Regions from separate parts of the Homo sapiens genome. Here region 1 is linked to region 2. Evidence: chromatin loops called from intact Hi-C (ENCODE). Cell type or tissue: PC-9. All regions are shown on one strand.

Evidence for each region. Peaks named below come from ENCODE experiments on the same cell type or tissue, not always from the same donor. Only the 100,000 strongest peaks of a DNase experiment are listed, where the experiment ranks them.
Region 1: it touches region 2 in a loop (2.6-fold over the local background); 1 of 110 quality-filtered maps calls a loop at or near these places.

The regions. Positions count from the first base shown.
Region 1 is chr7:114,986,435-114,988,934 of GRCh38, forward strand. The region is part of intron 4 of MDFIC (MyoD family inhibitor domain containing); the gene reads left to right. Among named protein-coding and RNA genes, the nearest start is that of MDFIC, 66 kb to the left of the region's middle. In PC-9, no CTCF peak of the experiment used is centred here; no DNase peak of the experiment used is centred here; H3K27ac peaks cover 1,017 bases.
Region 2 is chr7:114,900,545-114,903,044 of GRCh38, forward strand. No RefSeq gene overlaps it. Among named protein-coding and RNA genes, the nearest start is that of MDFIC, 20 kb to the right of the region's middle. In PC-9, no CTCF peak of the experiment used is centred here; a DNase peak (open chromatin) is centred at 1,477; H3K4me3 peaks cover 461 bases; H3K27ac peaks cover 1,149 bases.

The DNA of each region.
Region 1 (2,500 bases), 86 kb after region 2:
GGCAATTAGAAAAGCCCATAAAGTGATTTCCCCTCCTTCCTTGTGAATCACTGGTAAAATGGTAAAAATATCTTTCCTTGACCTTACTATTTCCCCTTCCTTTCACCATCTGCAAACTCCAGGTCTAACTCCTTGCACCTGGAATTTTGCCTCCACTGTAATGCATAGACATGTCTGTACACATGGTCAGGTGAAACACTGCTGAATGCCTTTGTTTCTCCTCTCCCCTCAGCCTGGTATGTTCTCATAACTCTCTTTGCATTCTTAATCTCTACACATTTTTTCAGAACTCATCTTAGTCATCATCTCCTGATGCCCCATTTTGGGCGAATTGCCCCTTTTTTGGGTCTCCCACAGCAGGCTTGGTTGATCTATTAATCTATTAATCTATTGATCTGTTAATCTACCTTTCTGTATTAAAATGTAATCTCACTGAAAGCAGAGTCTGTCTTACTCATCTTTTAATGTTTAGCCTACAGCCTAGTGCCTGGCTTATACAAGTTCAGAAAAAAGTGAGTTAGGAGTGTCAACTGGAGAACTAGACTTGTTCTTTATTACTCCATAGACATTGTGGTTGAAAGGGCAGGAATGGCTGAAATTCTTAAGGGAGAGAATGTGAAGGAATAAAAGGAAGGGCAAATATTTGAGCTAAAAGAAATGCAAAAAGAGACCCAGCAGAGGGAGGACAGTTACTCAGAGATCCTACTTCCCAGCCCCATCAAGTTTTCTCACTATTCCGTATGGGTTTCAAACAACTACATATTCTTGAATCCTGAAGGTGGGAAAAGAAATTAGAAAGGTAAAATTGAAATTGAGTTGTTTGCTGTTACAATACTGTTTCAACAGTATTGTAAAATCTTACATTAATTTTTTCCCATAAAAAGCTTTTCCGTTTTGCCTATAATTGTAGAAGTACTACAGTAGTATTTTAGTGGAAAGATAATAATAGGAGCTCATGATATGACCATAAAGTTATAATCAGAGCTTCCAGAAACAAATTTTCTGTGACTTTGGAAAGATATGTCACTGCATTCCTCAAAATACTTAATTTGCTTGGATGATGTTTTGTTTTGTTATGTTCTGTTTTCTCAGGCGCAGTGCCTTCCATCCCATGTTACAATAATGGTGTGGGCGAAAGGTTTAGAATTCTGCTTTCCAATGCAATATTTGCTAGTTCTTTGGAAAATAGGACTTCAAGAAATGTCACTGCTCAGCCAACACATTAAATTGAAAAATAGTAATACAATGAGGAGTGTGTGTATGGAGAGTAGGCATGATCAGAGTTGACTATATCAAAGTATAAATCATTCTGCACATATAAATCATTAATTTTTGTTTACTTGAAATATTTAAATTAGCTGTCTTTTTTTAAAAAATAAAGCAATTATCCATCAGAAGTATTTATAAATAGTAAGTGTTTCTGTAGGGCCAAAAGTAAACATTTAAGTGCCTTATCTTAAAGTTTAGGAAAATAAGTTAACTAGGTAGTTTGTTATCATACCTATGTATTTGGTGAGGAGCAAAGAAACTATTTTACAAGGTTCTGAAAAATATGTAACTTAATATTGAAACATAGAGATAACTCAAAATATGCCTCAAGCCTCAGAGCTCTTCTTTTGTAATAACCAATAATTTATAGGCCATCTTAAAGAAGAAATAGAAGCTATCAGCTATGTATGGACTTCACCGTTGTTTTTTTGTGTTTGTAGACAAGCTATCTTAGGTCACTGCTTTAGCAAATTAAATTAGCTCAGCATTCACTCAGGAGATGGGTGAGGAGGAAATAAAACAATGGAGATACAGATAGATTGGCCAGGAAGCTTTAGGGTGTGGGGTAGTTGGATGCAGAGGCTATTTAGAAACCAGGCTTCAGAATAATGGAAAGAATTGAATAAATCCTATGACTCTACTAATGCACCAAAGTTTTGTTTTGTTTTGTTTTTTAGTACAGTGATGAAATGTTAGGTGATTTTTTTAGGTCAAACATAATATGTAGGCACAGCAGCCAGGCTGGAGATGAAAGTTTGTTCGTGAGGGATTCAACCTCAAGAGCTCTGTCAAGTGCAGGTAATAGAGGAATTGAAGATTTACTTTAGAGTTTCAGGATTAAATGAGGTCCAGAGCTAAATCTGGGTAGATTTGGAAGAGCAGTCAGATATGTATTATTCTGAGCAGGACTGTCATTAACATTTTAGTTCAATTAATTTGGAAATTGAGTAGAAATTAGGAAATTAGGAGGAATAGCTGAATGTAGTTTGGAGATGATCATGAGTTGAGTTTTAGATCTGTTCAGTTTTGTATGATTATACGTAATTCAAGAGGAGAATTCCAAAATGCATTTGGAAATATACAAATGGAGCTGGAGAGAAGGAGTTAGAGGCAAATATACTTATTCATATTTGTTCTCATAGAGGAGACACTTCACTATAAATCTGGATGAGATTTTAAAGTAGAGATTTCAGAGAAAAGGTCAGATGGCTGAGAACTGAGTGACTCAGCG
Region 2 (2,500 bases):
CATGGAGGTAGCAGGAGCAAGAGTGAGAGTGGTGGGGGGTGCCACACACTTTTTAATAACCAGATCTTACAAGAACTCACTATCACAAGAACAGCAACAAGCTATGAGGGATCTGTCCCATGACCCACACACCTCCCACCAGGTCCCACCTCCAACATTGGCAATTACATTTTAACATGAGATTTGGGGGAACAAATATCCAAACTGTATCAGAGGGCTCCAACTTTTTACTAACTATCAACAGGAGGCCACTCTCAATTCCTAGAGGCTTCTAACAGTTCTTGGAGGCCACCTGCCACTCCTTGCCACATGGGCTTATACAGTATAGCTTTTTACTTCATCAATAATTTATAGAATTATAAAGAGAAATAAATCAATCTATCATCACAGTAGAATATTGGATCTGGTATTTGAATTTACCCTACTTATGAGAAATTAGCCAACTACTGTTTCATGGATGCTGACTGAAAATACAAGGCTCTTGGGTCAGAAAAAAAGGAATTATTTTTCATGGCAAGCAGCATAAGCATTAGCATACTTCTATCAGTTCTCTTTGCCCCCAAGTCTCATGAGGGAAACAGGATGGGCTCAGATGGGTGCATAATGTATCTCAGAAATTCAGACTGGGGAAGCCACTGCTTTTATTACAAGCAGTAGGTGAGTACGCAGCTTTTCTGGAGGCTGGGGGATGGCACTTTTTCTCTCAATGCTATCAGTGACATTAACAACCCCCAAAAATGGCCCAGGTAAAAGAAGGATCAGAGCTTTGCAGTATTGGCACACCCAGCAAAATACATAGGAATGCAAGAGGTCCAAGGAGAACTGTATCTCACAAAAGATATTTTTAGCACCACCTTCTCAGAAATTTATAGAAAAAACTACACAAAATATCAGTAAACACACAGAAGATCTGAAAAATATTATAAAATTTGAACGAACTGATATTTACAATACAAAATATTAAGTATAGCACTCATGGTATGTTTACTAAGAGCATTTGCAGGGCAGTTAAGCAAATCACAATATATTTAAAAGAAATTAAATTATGCAAGGTATATTCTCTGAGCGGAGTAAAATCAAGTTAGAAATTTGCAACAATAAGGTATTTTACTAGTCAGGGTTCTCTAGAGGGACAGGACTAATAGAATAGATGTAGATATGAAGGGGAGTTTATTAAGGAGTATTGACTCACACAGACATAAAGTGAAGTCCCACAATAGGCCATCTGCAAGCTGAGGAGCAAGGAAGACAGTCTGAGTCCCAAAACCTCAAAAGTAGAAAAGCCAACAGTGCAGCCTTCAGTCTGTGGCCAAAGGCTCCAGAGCCCCTGGAAAACCACTGGTGTAAGTCCAAGATTCAAAAAGCTGAAGAACTTGGAGACTGATGTTCAAGGCATGAATCATCCAGTGAGGGAGAAAGATTGAGGCCAGAAGACTCAGCCAGTCTAGTTCTTCCACATTCCTCTGTCTGCTTTTATCTTAGCTGTGCTGGCAGCTGATTAGATGGTGCCCACCCAGATTGAGGGTGGGTCTGCCTCTCTCAGTCTAGTGACTCAAATGTTAATCCCCTTTGGCAACACCCTCACAGACACGCCTAGGAACAATATTTTGCATTCTTCAATCCAATGAAGTTGACACTCAATATTAGCCATCACAGATACCCAGGAAAACCTTGAACATTTGTAAAATAACAACTCACTGATAAATAATTCATGGGTCTTAGAAGACATTGCAATGAAAATTAGATAATATTTTTAACAGTGATATTGAAAATACAATATGTCAAACTTGGTGATACAGAGCTAAAGCAGTGTTTAGGGGGAAAATAATGGCTTTAAATATTTCTATGTGAGAAGAAGAAAGTTCCAAATCAATGATGCACCTTAAGAACCTAGAAACAGTAGAGCAAATTAAACCCATTATGCATAGAAAAAAAAAGAAAAATATAGAGTAGAAATCAATGAAATAGACCAGCAACCAAGAAAATTTTAGAATTAAAAAGTGGATTCTTTAAAAGGAACAATAAAATTGATAAGCCCCTACTAGACAGAACAAGAAAATACAGAAAGATAGAGAGTGTGGGTAATATCAAGAACAAGTGATGGATTATCATGGCATATCCTATGCATATTAAAAGAGTAACAGGAGAATGTTAACGATAACATTGTGCCAAAAATTTTAACTTCTTGAAATACAGTTTACCAAAACTGACACCAGATAAAACAGAAAATCTGTGATCTCAGTGCAGGCAAAATTTTCTTAGAAAAGACATACAAATATACAATAACACTTCAATAGAGTTTTTGAATAAAATGCAGACTTGGGAAGTAGATTCTTGGTACTATATTTGTTTTCTAACCATAGAGCTTTAAATACATGCATTAAGAAAACTCTAGAGAATATCACAGAAAGGTTATGATGATTAAACACACTATGGAAGGAAGCTTCTGATATGGTTCCCAATGATCCCCACCACTTACTATTTACCCCCTCATGCGATC